Regions from separate parts of the Homo sapiens genome. Here all the other regions are linked to region 3. The links are chromatin contacts, found by Hi-C or POLR2A ChIA-PET in ENCODE. All regions are on one chromosome and are shown on one strand. Each heading gives the region's core, a stretch centred on a gene start or an enhancer-like site at or near the end of the contact. The rest is flanking DNA. Distances are from core to core; before and after follow the strand shown. Region 1 holds the start of OLIG3 (oligodendrocyte transcription factor 3). Region 2 holds the start of ABRACL (ABRA C-terminal like). Region 3 holds the start of PERP (p53 apoptosis effector related to PMP22).

Region 1 (3,451 bases), core at 58-2,557, 610 kb after region 3:
CTCCGCACTCGCACCGAAGGCTCCAAACTCCGACCTCCTCTTTATTCCCAGAAACGACTCTGCGCTGAACCGCAGTGCCCGGGCACGCACAAGGGGCTTTCTAGGTCCTTTCGTTGTTTCCCTTCCCCCGTGCTTCTTTGCCCACGCACCCCACCCCCCCGCCCCACCACCCCGACATCAGATAGTTTATTATGAGCTTCTGATTTCCCTGTCCGACGCCGTACGGCGGCCCCAGCCTGGTGGACCCACCCGCGCAGGCCGGGGTGCCGCTGAGTTCCCGGAGCTCGGGGCACGTCAGCACAGCGGCCAGAGGAGGCCCGGCGGAGCTTCGGGCGCGGACCGTCCCACCGTTTTGCGCCAGCGCCAAGGTCCAGGAAGCCTGGAGTGGGAACAATCTCTCTGGAGCTCTCAGGAACCTAACAATCTCTCTCTCTGCCTCCTTGGCTCCTTTTCCTTCCCATCCTCCCAAGTTGCTTTTCTTGTGACATTAACATTTTTTTTTCGCAGTTTTTGGTCTAGGAAGTTAAAGAATTGTGCAAAACTGAAATTCTTTTAGAAATCCATGTTTTAAAACGAAAGAGAGGACACAGAAAATAAGAGACCTCTCCGCCACAATACTGCCAGGAGCAAAGCCATCACCGAACATGGACATCCCGTTGAAACCACACCAGAAGGGCCCAATAAACAAAATTGACAGAATGGAAGTGTTTAGGAAAAGAGATCTAATGAAAAAAAAATATTGAGACAGAGAAAGTCGGCATGCAGTCTTCCCACCACCCCCAGCCCCCGCTGGCAGCACCTTCCCTCCGACCGCACCTCTGTCCCTCAAACCTTTCCACTGAGACCTATTTTTGCCCATATTTCTCTAAACTTGGGAGCAGCCAGGAAAGAAAGGAGAGCGAATGTTTCAATTCCTCTCTCCAAACTCAGAGGAACCTCCACCAACCGCCTGGCCACCTTCTCTTGCCTTCCTTCCGTTCCTGATGTGTGATTTGGTTAGAGAAATTGGGAAGGGGGGTGGGGTGGAAGAAAGTTAAAAAAAAAATCAGGAAGGCGTAAGCTGGAGCGGTGAGTGTGTCAATCAGAGGGTTTTGTGCCTGGGGGCTCCTAGCGGTTCGGAGCAGAGGTGTCCCAGGGCGGCCCCACAATGAATATGAATAGGAATCCTTGCTAAATGGGACAGCAAAGCGCACCGCCCTGAATGATGGCACGTCATCCTAACCAGCCCAGGATAGATAGGAGGGCTCCTTTTGTCTCTTTTCTCCGCCGCAGCTCTATAAAAGCCCCTCTTTTTCAGCGTGAGGTTAGTTCAAGCACACACCAACTAGCTGTCCAGGAAGCAGCCTAACCAGAGAGAGGGGCGTGGGAGGGAGAGAGGCGGGGAAAAGCAGCGTCTCCGCTTTTCTTCTCACGTCTTGCCGCGGAGAAGTGGGTTCCTGGGCAGTGCAGATTTTTTTTTTTTAATTCAAGATTTTCTTTAATTTCCCGCCTAAAGCCTCCCCACGGTAGGGCCGCATCCCCTGTAATAAAATGAATTCTGATTCGAGCTCTGTCTCCAGCAGAGCTTCATCTCCGGACATGGATGAGATGTACCTGAGGGACCACCACCACCGCCACCACCACCACCAGGAGAGCCGTCTCAACTCGGTCTCGTCCACGCAGGGCGATATGATGCAGAAGATGCCCGGGGAAAGCCTCTCGCGGGCTGGCGCCAAGGCCGCGGGAGAGAGCAGCAAGTACAAAATCAAGAAGCAGCTGTCGGAGCAGGACCTACAGCAGTTGAGGCTGAAGATCAACGGACGCGAACGCAAGCGGATGCACGACCTGAACCTAGCCATGGACGGGCTGCGCGAAGTCATGCCCTACGCGCATGGGCCGTCGGTGCGCAAGCTCTCCAAGATCGCCACACTCCTGCTCGCCAGAAACTACATCCTCATGCTCACCAGCTCCCTGGAGGAGATGAAGAGGCTGGTTGGCGAGATCTATGGGGGCCACCACTCGGCCTTTCACTGCGGGACCGTGGGCCACTCGGCCGGCCACCCCGCGCACGCGGCCAACTCCGTGCACCCGGTGCACCCCATCTTGGGCGGCGCGCTCTCATCTGGCAACGCCTCGTCACCGCTGTCCGCCGCCTCACTTCCCGCCATCGGCACCATCCGGCCTCCCCACTCGCTACTCAAGGCGCCCTCCACGCCGCCCGCGCTGCAGCTGGGCAGCGGCTTCCAGCACTGGGCTGGTCTGCCCTGCCCCTGCACCATCTGCCAGATGCCGCCGCCGCCGCACCTGTCCGCTCTCTCCACAGCCAACATGGCCCGGCTGTCGGCCGAGTCCAAGGACTTGCTCAAGTGAGCAGCGGGCGGGCCCGGCTGCCAAGGAGGAGGGAGAGCGGCGGGAGGGGCCGCGGTGCCGGGCCGGGAGGGAAGAGGGAGGCTGCACGCTCGGCCCACGGGAGGGCAGGCTCCGGGGCCCGCAGCCTCCCACGCTGTCTGAGAGATCTCAGACTCCACTTGACCCCCGGAGGGAAAGGACCAAAATCAAACCGCAATTTCTAGGTGGTAGCAAAGGGGGACTCGAACCAGATGTCGTGTGTTTTGCATGCATGCTTCTTTTCCCCATGCCGCGCCAGTATTTTTCACTGCCATATGCTCTTGTCAAAACTGCATTTGTTGTATAAAGATGGGATCGGTGTAGTTAAAAACTTGCGAAGGGACTTTTGAGTTGGCTTTCTCTGACTCTGTGTTCTCGCTTTGGAAAAAGACGGCCATCCCTTTTGTGCAAAACAAATGTAAATATTTTCTTGAGATGGATGCGATTATGATTGTCTCTGTCCTTGCCACAGTTTTTCTAGAGACAATGGAGAGAGAAAGAGAGAGAGAGCGCGAGAGAGATCAAGACCCAAGTTTTGAATCTCAACCGAGGTCCAGGGCATGACACCTCCTATGTGGGTTTTCCTTTCGACGCAGTGTAGGTCAAAAGAATGCATGCACGCTTCTAAATGAATCTTGTCTGAATATGTCGTGCAGGCTGTGGTGCCGTTTTCCTTGTAACAAGGATTTATTAGTGAATTATCCCAAGTACTCCATATATCTGTCTGTGGTTGTATGAAATGAAAAAAGGGGCAGAGTGCAAAGACCCACACTCACGCACACGCGCTTCTTCTCCCACCCCCACCCCCTTCAAACTTTATTCGGAACCTTCCTTTGCTGTTCTGGGGCCGCTATTGTAAAAGCCTGGGCTCCCTCTAGTAGCTTGCGCCACCCCCCCTCGCTCAGTTATTCTGCATGCGGGGTTGGCTCTCTCTATTATCAGCTTTGAAAACTTATCCTGGTTTTGGGAGGGGTGCCGTTTTTATTTTCCTGAACATTTGCTTGAAATATTTTGTTAGGGCCTCAAAGACGATACCTGTCTTTATTTTTTATATATTCTTGATAACTATGATATATTTATTAAT
Region 2 (3,183 bases), core at 88-2,587, 920 kb before region 3:
GGAAAAGGCTCCAGGGAAGGCGAGGTAGATGACGGCCAGGCACTCTAATTGTCGCAGAATCGATTTCGGCTTTGTGCGTGGGAAACACAAAGGAAGCGGAAAGTCGGAGGACTGGGCAGAACCCGAAACTCACCACCAATACACACTTTAGAATGTATTTAAGGACCCTCAGGGCATTGTTATTTTTCAAAAGTTTGGAGGCAATGCATGGAGATTTTCTAATATCCAAGGAAATAAAGCCTACTGGAATAGGTATGTCCGGAATCAGGAACCAACTTTACACACTCGGGCTGGGCACGTTTTCCCAGCCCTTCTTCGCAATCGCGGACAAGCAGCTGGTGCGGGTCAAAGGGTGACTGGGCTCCTTACTCCCTCCGGTCTGGGGCGCGCTCACTCCATATTTGGCCATTCTGCTACCAGCTTGGGGTTCTGCCTGGTAGAGGTCCCCTAACCCCGTGCCCTGCAGCCCATCATCACACGGTCACCGCCGGCACCAGTGCAGGGCTGGGGAGCGCGGGGCTGGGCCCCCCGTGGCGGGGCGGCACCGCTGGCGCCCGGGAAGGGCCGCGTCCCGGAAGTCTTTGTCTCCGCAGCTCCCGGCCCGGCGCCGCGGGTCTGCCTCCCCCGTGGCCCGGGCGCCCCGAAGCGCCGCGAGAGCGAGCACCCAACCCGGGCGACGAAAACGGACCCTGCCCCGGGCTCCACGAGCCCCTGGTGTCCCCTCACGACTCTGCACCCCCTGATCTGGAGCGCACAGAGCCGCACCCACCTCCGGCGCTGCAGAGTCCACTGCCCTGAGGCCACCACGTTCCTCGGGGCAGCCTCTCCTCTCGCCCCCAGCCCTTCCCCACCCAGCTCTGCAGAACTGGCTCCTGAACCACCGCCAAGTGCAAAGCCGACACGTCGCACCGCGGTAAAAATCGTTCCATTTCTGCCGGCTTCCCAGTCCGCCCCCGGCCGGCGAAACGTCACGTGAGCCGAGTGCGGAAGTCGACCCGAGAGGTGGGGGCGTGGGCGGCGCGCGCCCCACGGGACCCCAACCCGCGAGGTCTCGGCCCAGCCGGTCGCAGCTTCCGCGCGCCCTGAGCCCCCTCCCGGCCCCCTCCTGACCCGACTCTCACCGCAGCCCGCGGTGCCCGGCGGCGCACCACGGACACCCAGTCCATCCCTGCTACCTAAGCCACATCTGCCCGGGCGCTCACGCACCTCTCTGCGCGGTTTTCCTTCCCGCCGGAGAACTGGCGCCGCGTGGGTCTGGACCCGGTTACCTTCTTCAGTGCACTGGGGAGGGTGAGGCCAAGGAAGGAAGTGGCTGAGGCAAAGAGAAAGACGGCTGTGGAGGAGGAGGAGCAGGGTAGGGGGAAAAGTAAGTGTTTCTGCGCTCAAGAAAGGGGCCGCCCACACTCCCAGGGACAAGCCTATGAGGAGGAAACTCAGGGGAGGAGACGTCCAAGAAAGGGGCTGACTGCAGACAGGTGAAGCGCCCTGGGCTCCTAGGAAAACGGGCCCAGAGCCTGGATTACCTCACTTTTCCACCGTGCTACTCAGAGCCAAGGATCCCAGGATCTGCATCTGATCCTGGGCGTCGATTTCCTGATGGATTTCTCTCCCAACGTAAGAAACAAAGCGCCCTCAAATTGCTGAAGGCTGCTAGAAAGAACGTGGCATTCATGGGTTCCGGATGCCGGGGGCCTCCAGAAAACTACGACTCATGACTTAAAAATGGCTTAATTCGCAAAACAAAATGCAATCTTGAAAGCCAATTTGTCAGACTGCAAAGAAATTTTACTTGGACATAGATAGTTGTTGACCCTGGGTCAGTATCGGTTTCTTCCCTTGTTCATTCATTATTTCATACATTTAACTTCATAATTCAATTTATTCATGCTCCCTTTGTTTTAGTCACTGTTATTTTAATATATGCGTGTGTGAGAGAGAGATGCTTACCGTACCCAGAGAGTCCTTTTGGAAAGGAAACAGTTACCCAAACTATTTCTAGAGCAGGGGTTGCACAAATAACTACAAAAAACGTTCCTTACCCCCTCCCCACCCCCAGCCCAGCTAATTTAAATTAAGAGTGATCGCGTGACCCAAGAGCGCACAATCCGTGATGTAGTCATCATCCTGTGAGGTGACCTGGAGCAAACAGTTCTCATCAAACACGGACTCTGATAGTTAGTAAGCCAATCAGACACTCCCTTGGAAATGGAAAGTGGAGAATGCAGAGACGGAGCTGTCTGATGTAAGAGAAAGGTTGGAGCTAAGAGAGGGTAAGGCAGAAGGGGCCAAAATGGGCTTCGGATGCAAAACATTTGAGTAAGCAGAAACCAGGAGAATGTAGCAGCAGGTTGGGTGGAGGCACAAGTGGTAGAAGCCAGTCAAAGACAAGCTGAGACCAAGTGATGGAAGGAGAGCAACAAAGACCTGCTTCCCAGGGGCATGTGAGTGTTCAGTTCCCTGGGGCTGCACTGGATCCATCCACTTCCCACGCTTCATTCTAGTCTTTACGGTGAATACCTGTCTCCTGGGTGTGACTGAAGGAGTCTCTGTTCTGTAATCTTCAACAAAGGTCTGATTCTTCTAAGTGTCTCATGGCAGATAAAGTTTAAGGTGACTCCAAGATCTTTTCAGACCTATTTTTTTCTTTTACTTGTTTTATATTGTTACCAAAATGATTGAGGCCTATTTTTTTCTCACCAAAAGAAAGGTGAGAAGTTATAGTTTATATCTTTCACAGTCGACATAAGGCAAAAAATATATAATTCAAGAAAAATATATTTAGCAATTATCGAAGCAGGACCTCGCTATTTTGGCCTGTGACAGGGATCACAATTCATCAGTCAGATAATATCCAATGATAGGAATAATGAGTCTGGAGAGCACCGCTTCTGTTATGATTAGGTAATTAGTATTGCCCTAATTGCCAACCAAAGAAAAAGAAATAGGTTACTTTACCTAAAGAAGTAAACATCCTTGTTAATATAAAAATAAACTCACCCAAAAGATACTTTGTTTACACATGTGCTAAACTAAGTATAACACAAGCTTTATGTTAATCTATAAGGAATTACAATTTAAGAAAATTGTTTTGTCGGCTGGGCGCAGTGGCTCATGCCTGTAATCCTAACACTTTGGGAGGCCAAGGTGGACGGATCACCTGAGGTCAGGAGTTCGAGACCAGCC
Region 3 (3,442 bases), core at 700-3,199:
GCAGGAACTATCTTGAGCACTTTAGATGAATTTGCTCTTTTAACAATCATTAAAACACTGAGGTTAGCACTGTCTGTCTTACAGATGAGGAAATGGAGGCACAAAAAACTGAACTAACCTGCCCAGTGTCACACAGCGAATATGAGAAAGCGTGTAAACCTGAACCATCCGGTTCCAGAGTCTGTACCACATGTTGGGTATATTATTGTTGGAAACCCACCAGGGTCAATGTGGTCTCTTCCAGAAATTGTGAAGAGCTAATCTCTTTGTGTTCACCTCGGCATTAATGAGCTCTTTTCCTCAAGCCCATCGGAAATGGTTTCATTGAATAACGAAAATAAATTATATATATCAAGTCCAAAATTATCCAGAGATATTAAGATGCCTGCAAAACTCTCATTTTGTCTGAAGCCACTTTGCTTCTGGTCAGTATTTGACTTATAAGAATTTTTTTTTCTCACAAATATATTATACATAGCTAATTAAACAAATATCTTCATTACTTTTGAAAACCCTGAGAACATAAATATCACCATTTTCTTCACACAGCTTCCACGATACAAAATTAACTTTTGGCAGAACACCCTCTTGTGTTCTTTGAAAGTGAAAATATTTTCCTGTAATAAAAATATATGACGTGGTTTATGTAAAACTTGAATTATGTAAAATGAAGGCTAGGGAAATTATTTCATGTATTTTCAGATACTTTCTCCATGCTTTTATTCGTCCTCAAGAATTGCCAGAAAATGGCATAAGTCAAAAGAGTATTCTGTTTCTATTGAGAATATCAAATTGGAATACAATTTAAAATATTTTTAAGTAGTTCCCACTTTTATATTAAATTAACAGAAAAAATAGGGGATTCAGAAGAAATCTTTGGAGGTACAGGGTTAAGACATGACCCCCATACGATGTTTCAGTGATTTTCCCAAGGCCACCGAGGTGCCTGACACTGAGAACTCCTTTGTCCTCAGCGGCACACCTGGCTGCCACCCCACCCTTCCTGTCACATCTTAGGAGTCAGAACTGCGACGGGAGCTAGCCCAGGACACCGAAGGGGGGATCCTAAATGCAGGTTGCATGCTGACGTATGATTTTTATTTGGAAAAACCTCAAAATAGTAAATGAAGAGTAGAGAGAGTGCAGTTTAAATAGGTAGAGATTCGTGATAGGAAGTGGACTGCAGCAGAGGCGACATGAAATTATCTGGGGAAGCCAGATGAAGCCTTTCCGAAAGGAAGCGAGCATTTGTTAAATTACATGTTCATTCATCAAATTCACTGAGCTCCCCTTGAGATCCAAACACGGTGCCGGACACTAAGGATACACAGATAAATTCAGCATCGCCTCCGCTTTCCAAAATCTGGCAACCCAGCAGGAAAGAACAGCATGCAAAGAGATAAGAGTACCCGGGGAGCCACGGTCCAAGGTGCAAAGGCGGAGCCTAGGAGGAAGGGATCACCTGTGTCAGCAGGGGTCAGGGACGGGCTTCTGGGTTTGGGTGCACGCGTCCAAAGGAGTGCAGCCTTTATCCACAGGTGCAATTAGAACACCCATCTCACACTGCTGAAAACTCAGATATGGCACTGCTGACCACCGCCCCACGATGCGACATCAGGGGTCAGATATTAGGCTGGCGCTGTGCAGATAAACAAGTGTATATGTTGGTGCGCCAGGAAGACAAAACACGCGCCTGGAGAGGCCAGGAGAGCGGGACTGGAGGGTTGTGGGACGCGCGGGACCCTCGGGCCGCCTTCCGCCGCCGCCCGGTGTCACCAGAACCCAGCCTGTTTACCAGCGGCCCCGCCCGCCCCGGCCCGGCAGGGCAGGTCGGGGCGGGCGCGCTCTGAGTCACCGGAATCTAGGTGGGGCCGCCCGGAGCGGCGTCCTCGGGAGCCGCCTCCCCGCGGCCTCTTCGCTTTTGTGGCGGCGCCCGCGCTCGCAGGCCACTCTCTGCTGTCGCCCGTCCCGCGCGCTCCTCCGACCCGCTCCGCTCCGCTCCGCTCGGCCCCGCGCCGCCCGTCAACATGATCCGCTGCGGCCTGGCCTGCGAGCGCTGCCGCTGGATCCTGCCCCTGCTCCTACTCAGCGCCATCGCCTTCGACATCATCGCGCTGGCCGGCCGCGGCTGGTTGCAGTCTAGCGACCACGGCCAGACGTCCTCGCTGTGGTGGAAATGCTCCCAAGAGGGCGGCGGCAGCGGGTCCTACGAGGAGGGCTGTCAGAGCCTCATGGAGTACGGTGAGTGCCCGCCGCCGCCGCCGTCGCCGCCTCCAGGAAGCCCTCGGGGCCGCGGCCTGCAAAAGCCGCCGCGCGTGATGGGCCCTCACAGGGTCGGGGGAGCCAGTGCTTTTCAGAATGCCTGTTTAGGACGAGCTCGGGCTCATGCATCCGACCTGAACCAAATGCAGCAGCAGTAGCTTTGGGTGGCCAACACCAAGCTCAGAAACAGAAAAAAAAAAAAGGCCGTAGTTCAAACTGTATAGTTTTTTTCCTGGGTTTTGTCGGTTACGTACGAAAGATTATTTCAAGCATTGCAAGTTTAGATGAGTAAATATAATGAACAAAGTTTCTTGGAGACCTGAAATTTCTTCCCATTTCTCTTCCTTCTCGTTTCTTCTTATGATTAAAATATAAATATTGAAATAACGTGCCTTCCCTAATATCAGTGGATTCGTTCAACTTGATATAGCTGAAAAAACTTTCTCATTTAAAAAAGCCCTTTCAGGCAGTTTTAGCAGTTAACGTTTTCAATAGATATTTCAGTCTACTTTACCGGTCAGGCTAGTTCTTGTTAGCTCTTGTTCTAGGGCGTGTCCTTTGGTTTAAGCATGGCATTGTTGTTTAGAAAACTTAATTATTTTAATCCGATTTGAAATCTAAAAAGCAAACACATTCCCTACACTCGCGACGTGAAGCAGAGTTGACAAATTTAATGTACCTAGCAGGTGAAGTACTGTATGCCATTTTCCCAGCATGGAGGAAGCTCCCTGCTTGCCTTGCTGAAAGTCAGGACTGGAGCATAGTTCTTGTCTGAGAAGGCATTTTCTTTCACAGTGGGAAGCCCCCTCTCCTTTCCTGGGGGTGGATGGGAATCACAGCTGGGGTCTACTGTGATTAGCAATGTGTGTGGGGGTGGAGATGGGGTCTGTGAGAGCCTAATAAAACCTTAAAGCCAAATGGGCTTTACCTACCGGGTTTAATAGTTTTAAACACAGACAGCAAGCTACCCTGCCTGTTTTCATTTCTTACTATTACCATTGACTTGATTTTTTTCTTTGAAGTGGCCCAGGGCTTCCAACCCAATCCTGTTTATTTGTGTTTCCGGGGGACTATATCAGCAACTTGGTGCCCTTTCTTTTGTGTAATCCTTTGGACGTCACTTCCCCACAAAAGGAAGCATGGTCCCCATTAGCCAGGTAATAAAATGTAAACACTGCAG

What was found. Hi-C counts contacts between places; a loop is a spot of excess contacts on that map. ChIA-PET counts read pairs that join two places held with the same protein, here RNA polymerase II (POLR2A). Pooled maps may share reads with other maps.
Region 1: a loop to region 3 is called in a pooled map, with 8 times the contacts of the local background. The contact joins the promoter of OLIG3 here to the promoter of PERP in region 3. A Hi-C loop is called at or near these places in 1 of 168 maps with a recorded cell type or tissue (B cell), 8 of 37 single-sample maps with no recorded cell type and 10 of 50 pooled maps. POLR2A ChIA-PET finds 5 or more read pairs at or near these places in 1 of 52 experiments (activated T-cell).
Region 2: a map of Caco-2 shows a loop between it and region 3 (8-fold over the local background). The contact joins the promoter of ABRACL here to the promoter of PERP in region 3. A Hi-C loop is called at or near these places in 2 of 168 maps with a recorded cell type or tissue (Caco-2 and naive thymus-derived CD4-positive, alpha-beta T cell) and 5 of 50 pooled maps. POLR2A ChIA-PET finds 5 or more read pairs at or near these places in 2 of 52 experiments (activated naive CD8-positive, alpha-beta T cell and naive thymus-derived CD8-positive, alpha-beta T cell).

What each region holds. Positions count from the first base shown.
Region 1 is chr6:137,492,250-137,495,700 of GRCh38, reverse strand. OLIG3 (oligodendrocyte transcription factor 3) reads left to right here and starts at 1,307. Exons shown (of 1, transcript NM_175747.2): 1 at 1,307-3,451. The coding sequence starts at 1,531. The coding sequence ends at 2,349. RefSeq lists enhancers at 1-216, 1,898-2,397.
Region 2 is chr6:139,026,899-139,030,081 of GRCh38, reverse strand. ABRACL (ABRA C-terminal like) reads right to left here and starts at 1,337. Exons shown (of 3, transcript NM_021243.3): 1 at 1,207-1,337. RefSeq lists silencers at 144-334, 384-753, 1,014-1,173 and enhancers at 1-373, 196-490.
Region 3 is chr6:138,105,926-138,109,367 of GRCh38, reverse strand. PERP (p53 apoptosis effector related to PMP22) reads left to right here and starts at 1,949. Exons shown (of 3, transcript NM_022121.5): 1 at 1,949-2,241. The coding sequence starts at 2,028. RefSeq lists a silencer at 1,771-1,820.